Linked DNA regions of Homo sapiens: all the other regions are linked to region 1. A link is an interaction called in ENCODE POLR2A ChIA-PET data of the cell type or tissue named here. Cell type or tissue: MCF 10A. All regions are shown on one strand.

Region 1 (8,000 bases):
ATTTCAATGTAAAAATAGTACCACAAATTTCTATAAAACTACCTAGGGATTTTAATCAAAATAAAGTCAAGCAATAACAGCTACCATTTAATGAGCATTTATTATGTGTCATGCTCTGTGCTCAGTTCCTTTCATGCATAATCTTCCTCTAATGTAGAAGGCTTCAGAATTCCATGAAAAATGACAGGCATCTAAAAGGGAAAACTTGATTACAAAATATAGGCATTGCACTGACTCTGAAAAGCAGTGGGCATATGGGAGGAATTATTAAGGTAATAAGCTTTAGAGACACAATCATAAAAATGTAAATGTACCAGTTAAGTCAATTTTTCCCCTTGGATCAAAACTGTAGTCTCTGTAGGTTGGGAGCACAGAACCTTGAGGAGCTCTTGGGAAATGTCAGAGCAGGCTTAACAACTTTATCCACTGACACGCCTCTAACGGAGATTCTCTGCAGTATTGGAAGCATCCCCAACCTGCATTAGAGCACTAGCCAAATCTGGAGTGACTGACATGGTATTATAGCATTATTGTTATAATCAAACAGATGTTCAGAAAGTAAAATGATAAAAAGCAAAAATGAAATATAAATCACAAACGGTTTATAAGTATCCCAGCAGGAAAAAAAAATCAAACTTTTACAAGTATTTACTAAGTAAAAATCTCAAAAACTTAAAGATGAAGTAATTCCATTATTATTTATGCACCAAACCAGTGCCACCAACCCATACAATATTAACCATGAAACAATTATAATGATACCTAAAAGGGATAAACAAAAAAATTTACTTCATCAAGTAAAGACCAATTATTATCACAATTAAATACTAACCTATATATTAAATGGATCAATGTATGATGTGAAAAGTGAAAACAAAACACATTTCACCATTTGGAGTAATGAAAGGAAATATGAGTTATTTCTAAAAAATCAAAGTAAGTACATCTAGTATTATGATTGCTAACTGAAGTCAAAAATATTAATAGTGATTAGGAAAAAATCACAGCCCACCAAAGAGATCACCTAAGTTTTAGATTTAGATGATAATAAATGTAAGAGTTTAATTAGTTGTGAATTAGTTCAGGTGCCCTTTAAGCTATTTGTACTTAAGTGACGTGAATCATGCCTGACTTGGCTGGCTGCATTTGTTTCTAACTATGATTTAGCCTGGGCACACATTAACTTCCTTAGCATAGTGTGAGCACCGGCCCAGTGAATGTCTGTCTGTACAATCCTGGTTAGGTTTTTTAGAAGAAAGTTGTTTAAAGAAAGGTAAAAAAGCATAGAGACTTTTGAAACCTGTTTTGTTTTCATGTTTCTCTAAAATTTCTCTGGGAACAAAGGCTGTTTCTTGCCAATTATTGGAAGAGAAGGGAAGTATCCTCTGTTCACCTTACCGAGTTTGCCTCTTCAGGGCATGTTTTTGCACAGAGAAATCTCTTACTGTAGCCTCATGCCTTAGGAGAGAGGTCAACAGACTTTTTCTTTAAAGGGCCAGATGGTTAATATTTTAGACTTTGTGGACCAAGAAGCAAAATCAAGGATAGTACATAGACACTTACATAAAAAGAAAGAAAATATATTTTCACAACATTTTTATTGGTAAAATTCAAAATATAGTGATTATAACAATTCGGTACAATTCTTTTGGAATACAGGTCTACTAATGAAAAGAATGAAATTCACTTAATCAGGAGTTTAAAGTTACAGTTCTAACTGGGCCCAGTGGTTCACGCCTGTAGCCCCAGCACTTTGCAGGGCCAAGCTGGGTGGATGGCTTGAGCCCAGGAGTTTGAGACCAGCCTGAGAAACATGACAAAACCTTATCTCTATAAAAAATAGAAAAATTAGCTGGGTGTGGGAGCACACACCTACAGTCCCAGCTATTCTGGAGGCTGAGTTGGGAGGATCACCTGAGCACCAAGAGGTCAAGGCTACAGTGAGCCATGATCACACCATGGCAACAGCCTGGGTGACAGAGTGAAACCCTGTCTCAAAAAAAAAAAAAGTTAGAGTTCCCTATCATCAAATAAATTGCAAATATTTATTTGTAAAAATTATTCTTAGCTCATGGGCCATACAAAATAAGATGGCCAGATTTGACCTGAAGATCATAGTTTGATAACTAAGAGACTTCATAACCGTGCCATGAAAGGGTTAAAAGGCAGACGAAAGCAAAGACCAGCAACAGTAGAAACTGTAACTTACATTTTTTTCTGAAATATATTTATGTGCTTCTTTATTGCACACTTCATTTTACTTGACCTTCTCTTTGATTGGCCAAAGGTATCCATTTGCCTTGGGAGTAGATTAGAATTCTTAAGCAGAAATGAAAAGGGGGAGAAACAATCAATGTTTAGTGACTGACTACTAAAATAAAAATGTTCAGTTCCTAGTAAGACCAGAGTACTGAAGTCAAGCATAGCTGAGAGAGTTAAACTTTTTAAAAAATTATTTAAATTTCTCTCTATATCTAAAGAGCCAGATTTGACTGGCTGCTACCTTCGGTTTCACTCATATGAAGAGACAGGTTTCACTGACTGCTACCTTCAGTTTCACTTAGCCAAAGTGAATTCAAACTGTCTCCACAGGAGAGAAGAAACACTGTGTGTCATTGGGCATTATGTAAGTCACCTAAACCTCGGACTCTTTATCTGTAAAATGGGAATAATGATTCCTACTTCCTATGGTTATGTGATTAAAAGACCTAATGAATATAGAGCACTTTCCACAGTATATGCCAACAGTACTCAGTAAACCTTAGTGCTCTGACTGTAGTAGATAAACAGATCAAACAGTTCATCTTTATGTATGATGTAAAGAATATCCATTACATCTGAGGTAATCCACAAAATGAGTTTTTCCTTAAAGGCGTCTACTGTCTAATCATTCAGGGTCCATTTTCCATGCATTGCTTATGCAAAGCTTATTATCCTCTTCCTTCACAAGGTCCTCTTTTACCTGACTCCATGCTCACTGCCTCACCGTTACCACCTCTCCTAGACCTGAGCTTGCTCTGCCACAAAGCAGGTAGTGTCCACTCCGCCCACTTCTCTATACTCTTGGACTCAGCACTACCGCTTCTATGGGCTCTTCCAAGGTTCAGAAGCCAGGACGCCAGTGAGTCAGTTGCCAAGTCAGAGCCACAGGCTCAGCTGCTGTGACGCGCCCCTCCCCTTGCGTCATTAAACAGTCAGAAGACTACAGCACGTGTCCTTAGGGAAAAGAAGGCTCTCTTGAACCGGTGCAAGCCTCTCCCTTTTCCACCAGTCATTTCAGAGTCTCAAGCTTAAAAGTGTATTCTCCAGCAAAGAAAAGCTGTCCCATACTTAGAGCTCTCCTCCCAGTGAAGATCCAAAACAGACTATGAGCTTATTAATGGTCATTCTCATAGAATTGTAACATTCTAGAGCTGAACAAGGTTTAAAGGTAGTCTAATACAGCCCTTTCATTTTGTAAAAGAAGAAACCGGGGCCCAGAGAAGCTTTGGCTTGTCTGAGGTCACAGAGCCAGATGAGACCTGATTCTTAGTCCTGTATCTTTCCATTAGATCCTACTATTTTCTGTTTGATCTGGTGGTAAAAAGACAGGGTTGGATTACATCATGCATGCCCTTTAAATAATACAATCCAAGTAACTGCCATATTATAGGGACTATTGACAAAAGAAGGGAACACCCTCCTCCACTGAGATCTGCATATATTGCAATAAGCAAATGTCTTACATTTAACTTGATTATCTGAAAATTGAATTTACATAACTAGGAACACATGTGATATTATGATGGGACTAATGCACACCAAAAAGGATGACTTTTATCTACAAAATATACTCTTAGTATCCTGACTAGGGACAATGAAAAATTCAAGATGTTCAATTCTCACCCATCTGCGGTGTGTGTGTGTGTGTGTGTGTGTGTGTATATATATATGTGTGTGTGTGTGTGTGTGTGTGTGTGTGTGTATTTATCCTGACAGTATATGACAGATCAAAATTTTCAATTGGTGAAGTTTCCTATAAACAAGGAAAGACCTGGCCCTGTTATGAGTTTGCCCTTCAAGCTGGAACTCCAGCTGGGACTAAATCCAGTGCTGTGGGGCTCAGCAGTCGATGTTGTTGAGACTGAACACAGATTATAAGGACATTGCATTTATCTAGACTTTGGTTAAATATAAGGGTTACAATAAAAAGAAAGAATATATCATGTCAAATTTGGCCAAATCCATGTAAACTCTAACCTACTTAGCCTACTCAGCATACACATTCTGAACTGTAAACTATAAACATTAGTTGACTGATTAGTCCTCAATTTCACCATGGATTAAATAACAGAACACAGAGTTACTGTGAGACTTGTGGTAGAAAATCTTTAATTCATTCCCCACATATGTGCTAACATTTGATACAGCTTAGAATTTAAAAAAACATAAAAGAAGGCTATAAAGTAAAAGTTACAAAAAAGGGGGAGGAAAAGGAAAAGGAGACAGATGATTTTATCAGAAACTTGGAATGAGGCACTTGTCACAACTAAACACTGAATTTACCCTGGGCTTCCTGACCACAAATAGTAGTGATGAAACTAAGCTCCTCATTTTTATATATTTATAACCACATAGACAGCACTTTGTTTATCTCATTTAATCCCCCTGGTTTCACATATTTTGAAACCAAGGGAATCACATATGTAAAGAATTTTCTGAGTTGCATGGTTATAAGCCAAAACTGCCTAAACTAATGTAATGAAATTACATTATGGACTAATTGAAGGTCTACGATTACTTATCCAAAACTACTGGGAACAGAATTCAGAATTATTCAGGATTTTAAAATGTAATCAATTATATAGAACCTATGTTAAGTATCATATGTTACATATCATATTCAGATAATCTAGGGTAGTACCCTATAATCAGACAGATTACTATTTCTAAAATGAAATCTATAAGGGGTTACACTGGCTGGTGTAGGTGAAGTCTATAAATATCTTCACATAAGTTCACACTAGATTTGATTTTGCACCACTGGAATTTGTCACAAATTTATGAAAAAGTTTAATTTTCAGAGCTTTTTGGATGTAGGAATGGTAGATAAAGAGATTATGCTTATGTGCTCACACACATACAAACACTTGCACATACACAACAAATAACTATACATAAGCGGTGCAAGCTTGGCAGTTTTTCTTAATATCTGTTTGACCTGCAACAAATCATATGAATCTGGGCCATTTTCACACACATTAAAAATAGGAGTAAATGTGGAATTAACCAAAGATAAACTGTGACTAAATGTTGCAAACACTCTTCGAAGCACTCTCCATGAATGAGCATAGCCGGGAGGTTAGCAGACCTGAACGCCTTCACAGCTCTGCTGTTGACATTCCATGTGACCCCAGAAAAGTCACTTGGTTTCCCTGGTCCTCAGATTTCTCTCCTGTAAAATGAGGCCGTTGGAAGTGATGGTCTCTAAGGCCCTTTTCAGTTCCACAAGCTGTGCTTATAAAGTTTTTCATTTTATTCATGTCTATAGGTTTAATTTTTAAAAACAATACCCAATAATAAGGTTTCAAATTATCTCTTGGTCTAATGTGCCTGTTTTTACACAGTGTCAATCATCCTTGAGTCACTGAATCACAAGAGTTTTAGGCCAGTCATTTCCTTCACCGTTTCTAAATACTGTACCCTGTTTTACACACAAGCAACGTGAACAACGAAGCGTGATGGTAAAAACAGGACGCTCCGGCTCCCTTCAGCTGGACTTTGCAAACCTCTTTGTGTTATTTTACACGCCTTGATGTCCTAAAAATAAGAACAGAAAGTGCCGCAAGATTATTTCTCAACTCTGGAAATATTTGTGAGTAATTTTGCCAAACTTTATTAGTCAGAAATGCTAATTGAAAACTCCAGATGGCAGCATCACAGTCACCTTGCTTTGCTAATTTTCTTTGAAATCTTGCCCTCCTAAGAAAACACATTGAAAAGAAATCTCTTTGAAACATTATCTTCGGCATGGAAATTAGCTTCTCAAGGATTTTAAAGAGCAAACTCTTACTTGCGGCCTCTTTGTTCCATTCTTTTTTGTAAAGTCACTGTTTCAATTTATAAAAAATGAATTTTGGGATAGCCCAATGGTAGGATATAATAAGTTGAGATTTTATTTTTAAAAAAATACTTATCAGTTTTGAATCTTACTAAATTTTTGGAACTCAGGGGGCAATTACTGCATTTTCTAATGTCCTCCCAGAGCCAACTCAAGTTCAAAGTTTCCAATGACCTTGAATAGGATTTTGTGTTCATGTCAGCTGTTGGGATATGAAGAATAAAATAAGAATCTAGGTCAGTGTTGCTTATGCTGATAGCATAGCTTGTGTATTTCTCCATGATTTATATTTTTGCTAATGTATACTTTCCCCTTTAAATGCAAAATATGTCTCTAATATTGCACATGTGTATGTGCACACTCAACAACTTCCCTAACCTGTCCTCAAAACTGGTAACTTATGTCACTACAATTACTTAGTTAACTGATCAAACTGCTAAACAGCCTAAATATCCTAATATATTTTATTTAAGAGTTTAAGACCAGGTCCTCCAAATCTCACCTTGATTTTCTACCTTCTAGTATGTATACCTCCTGCCCTTCCCTGGTTGCCTCCATGAGTTTAGAATGGAAGGTGGAAAGCAAATGTAAGGATCAGGACAGCTTATCTTTTCAGCCCTTTCATCTGTGTCCCAGGCTCCCTCCTACACTCGCACTGTGCCTTGAACAGTGGCCTGAAGTTAATATATCAGTATTTATGATGGTAGAGACACAGTTTGACATGTAATATATCCCAATACGTACTATTGTGGAAATCTACTTGTAGTTCATCTTTCCCAGCTTAGTGAAAGAACATGTGTTCTAATATATAGAAGAAAAGTTTTTATGGCTCACTTTATATTTTTGAACATTGCAACCCATTTCCTAATTCAGGAAGCTTTTCTACACTTCTTTTAAATAGCCATTGCTATTTCTACTCATTTCTCTACTTTTCTGAATGATAGTTCTACTTAATTAATGTATTTTAAAGTTTAGCAAGCAAAGTTATGTAATTTCTCTGCCTTTTTTCCCCCTAAGAGTAAGGCCTTGGAAAATACACACAAAAAAAGTTATATATTTAAGATCACTATAAAATATATGAAGAAACATTTTGATAAGTTCAGTGATTTAATTGGGGATATGAGTCCAGGCGTGATAGAGCGAGACCCTGTCTCAAGAGCACGAGAACCCACTTACTTACCACCCAAACTCACCTCACCTATCTAATTTTAGCAGTGGCTCATGCTTGTAATCCCAGCACTTTGGGAGGCCAAGATGGGTGGATCACTTGAGCACAGGGGTTCGAAACAAGCCTCGTCAACATAGCAAAACCCCGTCTCCACTAAAAATACAAAAAGTTAGTCCCGCGCGGTAGCCTAAGCTTGTAATCCCAGCTACTTGGGAGGCTGAAGCATGAGAATCGCCAGAACCTGGGAGGCAGAGGTCACAGTGAGCTGAGCTGGAGTCATTGCCCTCCAACGTGGGCAACAGAGCAAGACACTGTCTCAAATTAATTAATTAATTAAAAATTAAAAATTAATAAATTTAAACGGGGGTATGGAAAGAGAGCAACCTCTTTTCTCCCCGCTCCACTCTGGCCCTAACATACCACTCACGCAGCCCTTGCCTGGATCACCACCCTCATTGACCTTACAACACTTGCTGATTTTGCCTACTGATCCACCTGCAGGTGGGGAGTAAAGAAGAATCAGGGAAAGTCTGTTAAGGAGAGATGGAAACAGGGCTAAGTCATAAAATTAGATAGGTGAGGTGAGTTTGGGTGGTAAGTAAGTGGGTTCTCGTGCTCTTGAGACAGGGTTTTGCTCTATCGCCCAGGCTGGAGTGCAGCGGTGTAATTTTGGCTCACAGCAACCTCCACCTCCTGCGTTCAAGCAATTTTCAAGCCTCCCAAGTAGCTGGG
Region 2 (8,000 bases), 180 kb after region 1:
GAGGGAACGCAAATTAACCAAATCACTACTGAAATTCTTCACTTTTTAAGCTAAAATTGCTTGTTCTTGCTTTAATACCAGAGAAGACCTGAGTCCTGGTTGACTGTTAGTGAGGAGTTGTATCAAAAGAACAAAGGTTTGAAGCCAGTTAGGGCCAGGTGCCTATCTCAGCTCTGCCATCTACTCATCATTTGCCCATCAGCAAATTCAATTTTTCATTTATTTGGTTTAAAAATATTACTGAGACCCTTCTACGTGATAGGTGCTATTGCAAAGAAGGAAGATACAGCAGGCAATATACTAGCCAAGCCTGTTGCTCCCAAGGGGCATTTATTCCAAAGCAGGGAGAAAGAAAGAGAGACAAAAGGCAGGGGGAGGGAGGAAGGAGGGGAGAAAAGGGGAAAGGAAGGAAAGAGAAAAAAGAGAAAGATAAGAGATAAACAACAAAACTATCAACATTTGGTGGTATGAAGCCATGGAACCAGAATGAGACTATCTAGGGATCGGTACCAGAGAGGGCCAAGGATGCAGCCTTAGGGCACAACAGTGCCTAGAGGTCAGGGAGGTGAGATTGAAGAGGCCTTACTTATCTCGTCATAAAATGCTAGGTTATCACCTACAAAGATTTTTTTTTTTTTTGAGATAAGGTCTTGCTATGTGGCCCAGGCTGGAGTGCAATGGCTTGATCTCAGCTCACTGCAGCCTCCACCTCCCAGGTTCAAGTGATTCTCCTGCCTCAGCCTCCTGAGCTGGGATTACAGGTGTGCACCACCATTCCCAGCTAATTGTTTTTTTTTTTTTTTTTTTTAGACTGAGTCTTGCTCTATCGCCGAGGCTGGAGTGCAGTGATGTAATCTCGGCTCACTGCAACCTCTGCCTCTCAGGTTCAAGCAATTCTCGCGCCTCAGCCTCCCGAGGAGCTGGGATTACAGGTGCACGCCACCATGCCTGGCTAATTTTTGTATTTTTAGTAGAGACGGTGTTTGGCCACGTTGGCCAGGCTAGTCTCGAACTCCTGGTTTCAAGTGATCTGCCCACCTCAGCCTCCCAAAGTGCTGGGATTACAAGCATGAGCCACTGTGCCTGGCTGATTTTTTTAAAATTATGTACATTTTGCTACTAGCCTATTAAAGATACCCAACAAATGTTAATTTCTTCCTTTTTTTTTTTAAATCCTCTCCCTCCTCACCAACTCCCACCATGCAAATATAATTAATCTCTGGTTCTAAAAAAAAGACAACTGAGCTCCTGCATACCAAAGGAATAAAAAACTAACACTTCCTTTAGCTCAATTTAATCTAGGCCCCACTGAATGTAATAGTGAGCAAAGACCATACAATAGCAAATCATTATAGATCACAACTAGTAATCCCAAATGACAGGTCTCCTCTGTTCTGAATTTCATTTCATTGAAATTGTTCCAAAGTTTGCATCTTAAATTACACAAATTATATTCACTCCTGTCTTCTATTTTAAAAGGGGAAAATTGTGCATTCATTTACCTGTTCCCTTTAAACATCTTAACTCCTGCTTACACTTGTATGAAAGCATTGATCTTATCATAATTAGAGAAAGTTCCTAAAAACAAAAAAAGCAATGACACACAATTAATCTACAGTGTGTATATCAGAATTAGGTTCAGAAAATCCCAAAACAACTGTAGCTTACAGGAGATGAGCTTTTTCTCTTACACAAAACAGGTTGGAGGATGGGCAGTTGGGGGCTGGTGTAGAAGCTGCAGGATGTTGGCAGGGACCCAGGCTCCCATCCCTCTACTCCACTATCCCAAGGCATGTCTTCTATCCTCAAGGTCACCTTGTGGTCCAGATGGCTTCCTGCCCTTCAGGAAGGAGGAGGGAAAGCCTGAGTCAACACACTTTACAAACCTTCCTTATAATAGAAGGGGTTGAGGAAGGTTGTGTGGAAGATGCTTCTGAGTTGGGCCCAGATGGACAGGTAGGAAAAGGACATCCTCCATAGAGTGGATCATGTCAGCAATGAAGTCAGAAAAGTACAAGTATGGTTAAGGAACAAGAAAGATTCATCTGAATATAATAATATTTGGGAAAAATAGTAATGCGTGTATTGAAGATGAGCCTTGGTGTACAATTGACTATAAGCCTCCCCGCATATAACAGAATGATTCTCTTATTTTCTCATGATCTGGGGAAGTAGGTTTGGAAATTCAAGCCTGGGGTGGAGTAATAGGAAAATATAATCAGAATAAAGAGGATGAGTTTTTTGTTCTTTTGGTCTTCCAGCCCCTCAGCTCTGGCCATGCCAACGCACCCCTTTCCGGGAGTGAGTCCACCCAGAACCCTTCGTGCCCATGGACATGCTTCAATGCTGTGCACTGGGTTATCTCTCTTGGAAGAACACAAACACACAGGCTGGCGCACAGTAAGCACTGCAGAAATATTGTGGATGAAGAATCTAGAAACTAGGGTGCATGCTCCAGGAGTGTAGAGAGAGCCCAAATCAAGATGCACCTTTAATATCACTCTAAGGTGTTAGGAAATGGGGAATGAGGAGAGGCTTTCAAAACAGAGGGGCAACAAAATCAGAACTATTATTTGGAATAGTAACTCCAACAGCATGAATTGGAAGAGGAAATACCTTAAAAGATGAGTTAGGAGACTATTTCATTCACACAGGAGGGTCTAGATAACTAAAACAGAAACAACAGTCATATTGAAGAAGACTGGCAAGAGGTCAGCATCCCATGATCGCGCTGCACTGTTGCTTTATATGATTGTGTTTGATGGCACGATTGTTTACAACCCTTGACTTTCTTCCCTGCTTTATCATTAGCATTACTTTAGAATAATGAAGCCTGTTCCATCCATTAACTCCACTAACATTTGATCTCCCCATAGGTTGAGGTTAAAAATTAATTACTCTTCCAACATATTGATTACATGACTATAAATATAAAAACAGAACTACAGAGTAACTACAGGGACCCTTTGTTTAAATAGCATGTTTGCTCTTTTTAAAGGAGGTAATTAATGGCAAAGGACTTTGGAACTGGAGGAACATGCTAGAAAAGCAACCCTTGAGTGCCATCTAGTGTTGACAACACATTTAAATGTAGTGTATCAAAGAAAGGTCTGGTTTCTTACACTGTAGGTGACTTAATTGTTGAAAGCAGGCAATGTTTGAATAGTAAAAAACCAAACTTACCCTGCCTTTGTTGCTTGCCACCTGGGTATTAACATGAATCTTCATTTTTGAACTTCAGTGGGAGGAAGCCTTCATTTCAGCTTCTAGGTCAAGGTGCGTTAACAGAATTGGAGGGCATTGAGTTTAACTCACATAACTCTTTCTTTTTGTCATTCCAGGAAAAAGTTACCCCTAAGGTAAAGCTAGCATGTAACTCCTCCTTTTCCTCCCTTTTACCAGTTAGTTTCAGACTATTTCACCTAATTAAAAATGAACTCATAATATTTCATGAATTAAAGAATGGAGAACATAGAAGAGGTTAAGAACTGGTGTTGAAATCTCCTGCCATGGAAATTCATTGTTACTGAGGTGGCTCATATATCAGAGCACTGCCTTCTGCGGACATTAAAATTCACTTTGTTTCGTGTCCCTAATACTGCCCAGCCCTTGGGAAGCACGAAGCTGACATTGTATTAGGCAATTCACGCTGACCTAATAACTCAAAGCAATCATCACTGGTAACTTAAAGTGACTACACTCCAAAAGAAATAGAGCCTAAGGTCACAGTTATAAATCTTACCACAGGAAGGCCAAAGATTATAATCTTTATGCCAAGTGCTGCAGATTCCTTTCTGCTTAGGAGAGTCATATTTCAAAGACTTTACTAATCTGAAACCTATAGGTGGTTGTGACAATAGCAGATATGGCTTACATGACATCAAACCCACATTTTAAAGAACACTGGGTAAATCAGTAAAAAAGGGGCAATTATATTTATTATATCTGCAGCCAAGACTGTATACTTTTACCTTCATACTATACTGAAATGCAATATCATAATTGTTTTTGAACTCAAAGGCCTAACATATAATAAAAGCATAGTTAACTAAGGAGGCGTGTGATCCTCTTATCAGTGTATATTTGCATAATTTGCAAGCAGTCTCTGAGTTTGCTATGATGATGTGTAAACAGAGGGTATTTGTTCAGTTGGAACTTTGTGCTGTGGAGACTAAAGTCAAAGGTTTGATCCCTAATCAGGGCAGACAGCTTCACTGTTGGGTGACTGAAAGCACTTTATCATTATGCTTCCTCAAGATCGAGGGGCTTCAGGACAGTGAACATGTAAGTTGCCCACTGCTAAAGAAAAACATGTTTTAAATGTTTTTATTTGACTTTTTTTTATATAAGGAATGTATGCCTTCTTTGTGCAAAATAAGATGTGATTTTTTTAAAGCTAACATTCTTGCAGACTCTAACAATCTCCTCCCGCATCCCCTCTGTTCCCATAGCTTCTCTCACCTCCATATTTACAAGCCTCTCATTTTTATAGAAAGATATACACATATGTTGATTTTAGAGTTTTAAATAAAAATAGGATCATGCTGTATACATAATTTGCAACAGTTTATTTTGACTTTGCAGCATATCACAGGTATTCCTCCAGTTTATAATTCAGTCTTTCTCATTGCTACCTGACCATCTGTAGAATGGCTGTTACAATCCACTCAGGCTGTTTCCAGTATTTTTTTTTGGTTTATTTTGTTTACTGTTACAAACAATACTACAAAAAAACTTTTACGTATAATCTAATATACTGGCCTTTTATTCTAGGATACAGTCCCAAAAGTGGGGTCAGTAAATCACACACTGTTTGTATTTTATTAGATATTAGGCAAGTTGTTTTCCCCAAAGGCTGCACCTTTTCACACTCCCAACGATATTTGAAAATACTTATTTCCCTATTTTGTACCAGCTTGGGACATCAGCACTCTTTTTCATTACTGCCAAATAAGTAAACAATGGTTTCTTACTGTTGTCATAATTTGCTTTTCCATGATTAACAGAGAAGTTGACTTCCTGTGTTTATGTGTTTTGTAGCCATCTGCATTTCTTTAAATTGCCTTTCCACAGCCTTTGCCCCATTTTATTCTTTCCTCTATTTTTTATTCAATTGTTTGTCTTTCAGCAGGTGGCAAACTCTTCTTGTAAAATAGATATATTAACCCTTTGGCTGGGCGCAGTGGCTCACGCTTGTAATCCCAGCACTTTGGGAGGCTGAGGCAGGCAGATCACTTGAGGTCAGGAGATTGAGACCAACCTGGCCAACATGGTGAAAACCTGTAACTACTAAAAATACAAAAGTTAGCTGGACGTGGTGGTGCATACCTATAATCCCAGCTACTCAGGAGGCTGAGGCAGGAGAATTGCTTGAATCCAGGAGGTGGAGGTTGCAGTGAGCCGAGATCACACCACTGTAATCCAGCCTGGGCAGCAGAGTGAGACTCTGTCTCAAAAAAAAAAAAAAAGAGAAAGAAAGATTAAACTTTTGTCTTTACCTTTGTCTTTATTACAAATTATTTTCCTGACAATCATTTATCCTTTGACTATGTTTATGTCTTTTGCCATATAAAAATTTTAAATCTGTATGTAATCCAAAATATTTGTCTTTTCTGGCATTATGTCCTCTACCCTTAAAAGGTCTTAGAGAGTCTTCCTGGACCCAATATTGTAGAAAAACAATTTCAAGTACACACCTTAACGATGGTGGACTTTTAACTCCAGGGATCTCAAACAAACAACCATAGAAGTCTGGCAGGTTATGGAAAGTTATGATACCCAACCAATAAGAAAAATAGGGTATACTGGGGGCTGTGATAAAATACAGCATGTACACCCCATCTAAAGGAGACAGTCAGTACTGTCAACCTCAAATAACCAAAAGGATCAGGGTTTAATTTAAAGAGAGTTTATTCAAGCACAAAGTTTGAAGATGGCCCACATGGAAACACAAACTCCAAAGGAATGGAATCAGTGCTTCAAAATAGAGAAGTTAAGGTTTCACTTATTCATACAGAATCAGAGAGTTTTTAGCAAGATTATGACATTTTTCATACAAGGTTGATGCATAGTTACAGCAGTTTAATATGTTACAGGCAGCATTTCTTTTGGGAAGATACATTTAACATTTTTTACAGAGAGTGTAAGAGTCATGAGATTTTTGTCATGTGTTCTAAGCAAAGTAGGACAATAAAGGGAAAGTTAATTTGTAATAAGGACCATTAACTAAGAAAGCAGGAAGTTTTTGTCCCTGACGTCACTTAATTCTCTCCAGTCACTGTACAGAACAAGAAAAATAAAATAGCAAGTTAATCTATAATCTGAGAAACAGAAGTTGTAACTACATGTGACTCAGATCACAGTCGCATCTCTTTCAAGACTTAAAGTGTTTGAGGGATTCCATCAGCTTTTTTTTTTTTTAGATGGAGTTTCACTCTTGTTGCCCAGGCTGGAGTGCAGTGGTGGGATCTTGGCTTACTGCAACTTCCACCTCCCAGGTTCAAGCTGTTCTGCCTCCGCCCTCCAAGTAGCTGGGATTGCCCACCACCATACCCAGCTAATTTTGTGTATTTTTAGTAGAGATGGGGTTTCACCATATTGGCTAGGCTGGTTTTGAACTCCTGATCTCAGGTGATCTGCCTGCCTTGGCCTCCCAAAGTGCTGGAATTACAGGCGTGAGCCACTGCGCCCAGCCTCCAGCAGCTTCTAAGTTATATTTATTTTCATAGTTCTAAACTCCAGTCAAGATTGGCCCTTGAGTAATTCAGGCTAAATGTTACCACATCTTCTTGTTTTTCTCTCTGAGAAAAGCCAGCTAACCAGATTTTTATATAAAATTTCCCAACTTTAAAATATATGTTAGGCCTTTTTATTATTTATTTATTTGGAACAGGGTCTCACTCTGTCACCCAGACTGGAATGCAGTGGCACGATCATGGCTCACTGCAGCCTTGACTTACCAGGCTCAAGTGACCCTCTCACTTCAGCCTCCTGAGTAGCTAGAACCACAGATGCATGCCACCACACTTGGCTCATTTTTAACATGTTTTTGTAGAGGTGGAGTTTCACTATATTGCCCAGGCTGGTCTCAAACTCCTGGGCTCAAGGGATCCTCCTGCCGTGACCTCCCAAAGTGCTAGGTTCACAGGCATGAGCCACCGTGCCTGGCCTTAACCCATTTTTCCCCCCGAGACTGAGTCTTGCACTATCGCCCAGGCTGGAGTGCAGTGGCATTGATCTTGGCCCACTGCAACCTCTACCTCTTGGGTTCGAGCAATTCTCCTGCCTCAGTCTCCCAAGTCCTGGGATTACAAGTGCGCACCACCACACCCAGCTAATTTTTGTATTTTTAATAGATATGGGGTTTCACCATGTTGGCTAGGCTGGTCTCAAACTCCTGACCACATGATCCGCCCGCCTTGGCCTCCCAAAGTGCTGGGATTACAGGCGTGAGCCACCGTACCTGGCCAACCCATTTTTTAAAAAATAAAATTGCTCAGGCCACACCAAATGTGTCTGTGAGCCCCTGACATAAAGCTTAGTTCCTCATGGTACTTGCGCTATGAGAGAAAAAAAAGCCAAGGATTTACTATGCATCGGGCATTGAAACTCATATACATCATTTTTTTAATCCTCAAAATAGCTTACCACTTAGTGTTAGTATGATCATTTTAGAGATAAGAAAACTGAAATTAAGGATGGATTAAAAATTTATCCACGTTAATCAGCTAGTAACAGAGCCAAGATTTCAACCCAGTTTTTCCAGCTCTAAAGAGTAGCTCTTCCAATCTTATCATGCTATAACTCTCACGAAATTCCAAAGTAGAAGGTCATCTTTATTTTCCCACTTTTTAGAAAGTGAACCGTAAAGATCTTAAAGGGCATCTCCAGCATTGTTTGAAATGTAGAACTCCGCCGGGCACAGTGGCTCACGCCTGTAATCCCAGCACTTTGGGAGGCTGAGGTGGGTGGATCACTTGAGGTCAGGAATTCCAGACTAG
Region 3 (8,000 bases), 60 kb after region 1:
ATTTTGAGACTAGAGGGGGCTTGGCCTTTGGCACCCTCACACCTCTCCCCTTTGTCTCTCTGTCCCTGGGTGCTGATTTCTCTTTCTTTGTGTGACAGCCACTGTGAAAAGAATGGGGTTCACTCACCACCTGCATTCCTCCACAGCCATTTGATATCTGCTTTCGATAACAGCAGAGGAAACTGATCAGTCATATAAATCCAATCCTGAGCATAGTTCCTCGTTTGGAATTGTACCATGCTTTATGCCGAGGACATTTTCAAACACGGAGGGAGGGGATGTCTGATTCATTCGTGAGTAATGTACCAGCTTCCTCTCCAACTTGTCTCCCTTCAGTGGTTCACATTCTGACTATTCAGTCGGTTTATCCTTTCCAAACCCAGTATTTGAATGCAACTGGCAAAGGTTGATTGCCTCTTTTTTTTTTTAATATATAGACTTGGAAAGATGTTTCTCAAATGTGATTTGCGGATTTATGTTATTCAGTCTTCCTGGATTAATTGAACAAAAACTGGTAACACTGCTACACAGTCTGAATCACAAAATTATGTCCATCCATTTGGCTGAAAAATACGAAAACAAATACTTGTATAAGTTTTCATGCATTTTAGCACTTTCTTTACATTGGGGAAGTTCAACCTTCACACTTTCAAGGGCAATGAAACATTTTTGTCTGACCTACAATTTATTAATGGGACAAAAGCCCATCTGTCAATCAGGGCTCTGAGAGTTCAATGTATTTTCTGAACAATATTTTTTACATTATGTACAATGGTAAAAACAAATGTCCATTTATTCTTCTTTCCAAGAAGTTGAGTACTTTCAACCATTCTTAAAAGGACAAAGATGTTTGCTGACAGAATATGAATTTATAAAGGATAATCTTGAGGATATAATGGCATTCTATTCTTTTTATCTTTACTCTTGCCATATCAGAGTTGGATAATAGTCTCAATCATATGTTACAACTAGAAAATGCACAATTGGCTTTTTCTTATGCTAACAGGCAGCCATTTTCAACTTTTTAAATGATTATAGGACTAAGAGGGGATGCAAAAACAGATAAGAATCTGAATAAAAGCACTATCTGTCAAAGAAACAACATTTGTGTAATAATCAAGAAACCGTTTAGAGCACCCCCTGGAAACATTAATTATAACACATGCAAATCATTCCTGTACAAAGCTTAACTTGTTTATCTCCTATAGCCACCTGTATTTGAATTTTTTAATAAGCTCATTTATTATAAATAAAGCATGTAAATCAATCTGGGAATACCTTTTCTGTTTCAGAAATTTCATGTAAATGACAGGCTGCCACATACAGTACAACTATAGAGGGGAAAAAGTTTCTTTACTCCCTTTCATATAGTTATACCTTCATATGACACTTAAAACCACCTGCCAGGAACTTTTAAAACATGTTTTAGATGCACAGAAGCAAACCCAAATGAAAAAATGCTATGCAGTTTTGCAATACATATATACCACAGAAAGCTTTAAAAACATTCTACCCCAACAGATAAATAGATTTGGCCCAAATCTTTTTAATGTGAGTTTTGTGGGTAAAAAAGATTATTGTTCCCTTATTTTTCCCCATTTGCTGACGACTAGGATTGTCATATAAAATACATTCCTGGGACATGCTTATACTAAACAAATTATCCACTGTTTATCTGAAATTCAAATTTAACTCAGCATCCTATATCTTTACTTGCTAAATCTCAGTTGGGATATGGGCTTACTCTTTTTTTTTTTTTTTTTTTTTTTTTTTGAGACAGAGTCTGGCTCTGTCATCCAGGCTGGAGTGCAATGGTGTGATCACGGTTCACTGCAGCCTCAACCTCCCTAGCTCAAGTGATTCTCCCACCTCAGCTTCCACAGTAGCTGGGACTATAGGCACATGCCACCATGCCTGGCTAATTTTTTTATTTTTTGTAGAGATGGGGTTTGCCCAGGCTGGTCTCAAACTCCTGAACTCAAGCAATCGTCTGGCCTCAGCCTCCTGAAGTGCTGGGATTGCTGGCGTGAGTCACAGTGCCTGGCCTGAGCTAACTCTTTTTTAAAGAGTTAAAATACTGGTTCCTATTTGTTTTTACTTCTCTAGTATGGGAGGCTGTTACTGTGGCTTCTGTCTTGGGGGGCAATTTTCGAAGGGCTTCAAGAACTTGAACCGAGGTTAGAGGAAAACCACAAGATGGCTAAAGGGTGGGAAAAGAAGAAATAACACTATTTAAACTTTAGATGAGAGGACTAAAGTGATGAAACAGTCACCAGGTATTTGGAGTGGTCTCACCCAAGGGACTGTGCCAACTTCCTCATTTTTTATGAGGGCAGGCAAAAACTGGCCAAAACACAAGTTAGGATAATAAGCATAGTAGCTATTATTAAATGCTAGGGTGTGCTGCATAACTGAAGGACAGTGTTTCTCACAGTTTATCTCCAACTCTCATGGCCAACCCATGAGATGTATATCATTATCCCCACGTTTTGAATATAAGAAACTGACACTCAAATCAGAAGGCATGTCAGTGAAAAAGGCCATATTCACATCCCATCTAAGTCTGTCTGACACTAAAGCCCACACTCTCTCCACTACACTCCACCTTGTCTCCAGAATGTTTTGGGCTGTTTAAATGTGATTATACCAAAGAGCAGTTGAATGCACTGAAAAATTCTGAAGATTCCTCCTGTCCCTTCGATTCACTGTTGGAAACCATTGTCAAGGTAGTGTCTGGCTACGATAGAAGGGATTTTTGACATGGCCTATTGTTTTATCTTTTTAAAGTAAATGTAGGTGCTTTTGATGATCATAACACTAACTGTTAAGTCTTTAGGCATAAGAATCAAGCATTCAACTAAGCATGTTTACAAATTTGCTTTCAGCCCAGTGGATCTATCCACTTTTCCATTTAGGTTGCACATTTAGATTTCGGAGTTTATCCTGTTATCTTCAAATCCACGGACTGTACACTCTTTGAGGGAAGAAACTCTTAGTATCTAGTCAAGTACGTGGCATGCAATGGGTGCTCCCAAATACTTGATTAATATCATATGATATAATGTAATATGATTCTTCATAAACAGTGAGTGTTTATAAATACAGTATTTTAAATGTCATTAGGAATCTTCTATTGGAATCTTAACTTTATTTTAATAGACCTACTTTTAAAGTTAATAAACATAATATAAATGTGGACAGGGCTAAGATTTTTCCCTAAGATTTCACTCTGGCAAGTCTTCCTGGAGATTTAGCCATGGCTATTTTTATGACTGTAATTTCCTTAATATGGGGCCTCAGCCATATTCCATCATCATAAATCCCTTTCTTGCACTTAAAAGCAATGTTGAAATATTTTCCAGTTTCTATATCTTAACTCTTTACTTAGATCCATTATTTCCATTTTGAGATTATCTTATGTAAATATTGTAGAAGATTTTAGAATTATATAATAAGAAAATACTAGTATACCACCTCAGAAATCTTAACTAATAGATATGTTCTCAAATGCAAAGTGAAATATTTAAAGTAATTATTCAAGTAAATAAAGAGACCATCTTTGTCCCAATTACTTGAATATTTTACGTAAAGTTGGTTTTATGCACTTGACTTTGTGTTTAAACTCAAGTTTGTAGTATTGTCTACTGGACATTGTTAGCTCAGGACCTTTTCAGGAGCAAGGAATGAAAGAATCATTTTTAAACTTATTTAAAAAAAGAAATAAGGAAGAAAAGAAGAAATTTTACTGGCTCGCCTTAGCTTAAGACATGGCTGGATACAGATGCTCAGACAATCACATCAGGAGCCTGCCTCCCTCCGTGTCTGGGCTCTCTGGCCTCTTGGGTCAGTTTCATGCTCAGGCTGGCTTTCTCCACATAGTGGCAAAGATGGGCATCAGACATCCCAAGTTAACATCATCTTTAGTGCTCATGCTGTCAGAATGAAAGAGGCCCTCTCCCAGCATCCATATTAAATCTCCAAAGAGATTCTGTTTGGCCTTGCTTTGGCCACATACTCAACCCTGACCAAGCTCCGTGTCAAGAGAACAGAGTTCGTTGAAAGGCCAGCCTGGTTTGCACACTCATTCTGTGTTGAAAGATGTAGACCATGTGATTGACAGTCCCAGGAGATAGGAGAGGGAGAATTTTCAAAAGAGTTGCCGGTATAAGAGACAGTGGATTCTGGGAAGGTAAAAAGAGGTATTTATTAAAATACTGTGCCTTTGGAATAAAAATCTTTTCCAGGAAATGCAAATAATTTAAAACAATTCAAATAAGGATCATACATTTTAAAACAATTAGAAATACACTCAGAAGAACTGAATTGCTCATTTAGTAGATTTCAGATAATATTTTCTCCTCTTTGAACCTCAGTTTTGTCATCTGGAAACACAGGATAATGCTTACCTTATAAGGTAATCATGATTAGAAGAGATGATGGAGCTGACCATATCTATTTACTATAAAGTGCTATCTACATAGTTATAAATTATGACAGCTAAGAAAATTAATCCCTAAAGAAAGCAAAATTACCTATGTCACGGTTTAGAAAGTCTCTCTCTTAAGAAGAAACTTATTCTATTGCCTCTGTTGGGTTTTTTCCTGAGGAATCGGTGTTTGAATGCAATATACATTTTTGTAGGCTCTGCAATGTTTTTATGATGAGGACAGTCATAGTGTTGACAATTACTCAATGAATACTTAGAGATTTGAATGTATCGCTAGATTTCTGGGAAATGAAAAGACCAATGTAAGCTAGTTGAATGAGAAAACCAGAGGTGGGCAGATGGTGGACAGATTAAGTCGCTGGTTTTAAAGGTAGGCTGAACTGGTATTTGTAACTATTAATAACAGCCATCTTCTTTAAAGGAAGTACTCCTAAATATCAATAGTTTAGTGGCCAAGGTGCCATTGAGATGATCACTCCCAGGAAATGTTTTGCCAGTGATATTACCTTAACTTTCATCTGAAAAGAAATAAAGAAATGTTTTATGGATGATTCACTTTCACCTGATATGTGCACAACATTTTAAGAGAATGAATTAGTCAGTCTGTTTGAATCATCTTTACGTGTTCCTTTTAGCAGGGAACTCAAAGTTGGTTAAATGGCTAGCTCTATTTCAGAAAGCAAAAATAACAGAAACAGTGAAAAGACAGTCTATATTGAAAGCCTGATCCAGACACATCATGGGGGAATAAATATATCAGGACAAAAATATATGAAAAGTGAAAGTATTTCTGGAGTATTTCACTACCAATATAAATATTAAAATGCTCACACAGCCAGATCTGGCAAGTTACATAGATGAGGAAGTGAAAGCAATAATATGCCAAGTCAATGGCATTGGTGTAAAATGTAATCATAGAGGAACAATCTCAGAGTTGAAAATTATTAGAATTGGAAAACACTTTGAAGTTCTTTAGTTCCACCCAGGAGTATGCCATTAAATATTTAATAACCATCCCTCTGCGGGCTTTAATAACAAGCCCTGATTTGTAGTGTTTGCCAATTTCTATGGTGTCAATACAGCCACCATGGCTGATTTTAGGCTACCAAGATGAGGTCACTGAAACACAAGTTGGGAAGAGATGCACATAGTAGGCTGTCATGAGCCAGCACACAGCTGGTTCAGCATTATAATTTTCAAATAAGAAAGCAGTTGACCTCAGAGGAGTTGGGTGACTTGCCTGGGTCATACAAATAATTAGCTGCACTGCCACAACTAAACCTAGGCCCTCTCCAGTGTTTGACCTCAGAATTGTGAATGCATTATGAGGAAAGCACCATGATTGATTGATTGGTAAGCCCACGTGACTTTCTGTCCTAGTTAAGTTCCCCTTTAAGGGCCTCCATAGACATTTCTACATTGAGTTTAAACTATAGTCTGCCTATCTCCACTACTGGCCTGAGATCTCACTGACATTTGGAAAGCGTTTTATTTATCTTTGTATCTTCAGCACTCTGTACAGTATCTGACACTTAGATGCTTATAAGTGTTTGTTGGGGGCCATGTACGAACAATAGAGAACATGCATTGACCTGCTATGTGCCAGGCAGTGTTCTTAGTGATTTACATGCATTAACTTATTGAATCCTTAGAATAACTCTCACAAGTGAGGTAGGTACTATAATCCTGCCCATATTTTAGATGAGAAAATACAGGCTTAGACTTACTTGCCTAAGGTAACATGGACAGTGATTGGATTTAAACCCTAAAATCTGGCCAGTGCCTGTGCACTTGGCCTCTCAGTTGTCACTCATTTAACTAGCAGTTATCATCATAGTGCCCAGCTCAGCGCCAAATACTTCTAAAAGGTCTCCCTCCTTTCCTTAGGAAGGACACAAAACGTTTCCCAGAAAAGATCTGATCTGACCAACACACACCTTTGTTAATGGGGAAGGGCCTTTATTAATGGGAATGATCAAGGAAATGGGGCGTTTTTGGTGATTACATTTTCTCATTATCTGAGGTTTAAACAGAAACCTCTAGTTTAATTAAAATTTCTGTTGCTGACAATAGGCCCTAGTCCCATTTTTTTCTTTAATTAAAAAAGTTAACCTTTTTTTGATGTATTCACTTGAAAAATGGCATCACCATATGGTAACAGATAATGTAAAGAAGGTGTAGGAGATTAAGGTACTAACTCCAACTGTGTTCTGTGAGGGTTTTTCTTTAAATAGAAAATATATTCTTCTTCCCCACTGATTTTCCATTTCATCAAATGAAGTAACAAAAAGCCTATTTCTACATGTGTACATTTTCTTGGATTCTTGTCCACTGAGATTTAGTACAGTGTGTGACTTATGTGCGAACCTTAAGATATGAATCTTATTTTAAAAACATAATTTAATATAATATCTCTAATTTTTTTGTTTTTGTTTTTATTTTTTTTAGATGGAGTCTCGCTCTGTCATCAGGCTGGAGTGCAGTGGCGCAATCTCAACTCACTGCAACCTCCAATTCCCTGGTTCAAGAGATTCTCCTGCCTCAGCCTCCCAAGTAGCTGGGATTACAGGCATGCGCCACCACACCCAGCTAATTTTTGTACTTTTAGTAGAGACGGGGTTTCACCATATTGGCCAGGATGGTTGTGATCTCCTGACCACGTGATCCACCCACCTCTGCCTCCCAAAGTGCTAGGATTACAGATTATTTTGAAGGCTCCTTCAAAAAGCCTAGAAGAAAAAATGTCATTCACACTTCACACTGCATTAATGGACATCAACTAACATGCAAATTGGTTACAATATTTTTCTCCCTTTTGGCAATAATAATTCGTTTCCTTTCTTTCATTATAATTTCTACAGAAAATACAGCAATAAATTATATATTAAGCTCAATTTTGTTAGATACACTGATACCATATTGATAAGTGCAGTTAACTTTTCACATAATATTTATTTTTCCCATTGTGCTCTAGATGGTTTAGATACATATTTGCAGTTTGGTTTACAGTTTGTATTTGCCCTCTAGTACAACAAATTGTCCCTAATCCTTTTCTTCTATCCCTTGTTATTCCCTCTACCAGCACCAAAAATTTGCTAGTACATTGCAAAACAATGAGAATTACAGATAAAATAGCAAGCATTTATATATACTCTATATTGATCAAAGTGCTTTCAGAGATGAGATCTCTTTTTGATCCTTAAAATGGTCACGTGAGAATATCTGACCCTGGGACTCAGAGGTGGGTGATTGCCTGGAGTCACACAGCTAGAGAGGGAAAGGGCTAGAATCAGAGGGCTGATTGTCTGACTTCTGTTCTAGTGCATGCTCCCACCTCGCTTTGGAAGCTGCTTCGGCATAGTGAAGCACTTAAGAGCATGGATGGGTTCTTGTTAGCCAGACGTGGAATTGAATCTTGGTTCTAACTGTGTGATTTTAGCAAGTTTGCTTATCTAGAAGAGAAGGATAATAATACTTCCTTCTTCACAGGGTGGTGATGAAGAGTAAATCAAAGAGTTTAGCAGAATGCTTCCCATATGGTAAGCACTCAATA

Evidence for each region. ChIA-PET counts read pairs that join two places held together with the same protein. Peaks named below come from ENCODE experiments on the same cell type or tissue, not always from the same donor. Only the 100,000 strongest peaks of a DNase experiment are listed, where the experiment ranks them.
Region 2: POLR2A ChIA-PET joins it to region 1 with 14 read pairs; 5 of 35 experiments call an interaction of 5 or more read pairs at or near these places.
Region 3: POLR2A ChIA-PET joins it to region 1 with 38 read pairs; 4 of 35 experiments call an interaction of 5 or more read pairs at or near these places.

What each region holds. Positions count from the first base shown.
Region 1 is chr7:116,627,964-116,635,963 of GRCh38, forward strand. All of the region lies in intron 2 of COMETT (cytosolic oncogenic antisense to MET transcript), which reads right to left. Among named protein-coding and RNA genes, the nearest start is that of MET, 40 kb to the right of the region's middle. RefSeq lists enhancers at 2,448-2,567, 5,476-6,675 and a silencer at 4,198-4,398. In MCF 10A, a CTCF peak has its summit at 5,973; DNase peaks (open chromatin) are centred at 3,148 and 5,778.
Region 2 is chr7:116,806,819-116,814,818 of GRCh38, forward strand. It overlaps LOC124901731 (a long non-coding RNA gene), which reads left to right and starts at 4,202. Exons shown (of 3, transcript XR_007060489.1): 1 at 4,202-4,284. In MCF 10A, a CTCF peak has its summit at 3,044 (motif pointing left); a DNase peak (open chromatin) is centred at 3,063.
Region 3 is chr7:116,687,814-116,695,813 of GRCh38, forward strand. All of the region lies in intron 1 of MET (MET proto-oncogene, receptor tyrosine kinase), which reads left to right. It overlaps COMETT (cytosolic oncogenic antisense to MET transcript), which reads right to left and starts at 214. Exons shown (of 5, transcript NR_165033.1): 1 at 128-214. In MCF 10A, no CTCF peak of the experiment used is centred here; DNase peaks (open chromatin) are centred at 298, 4,078 and 5,018.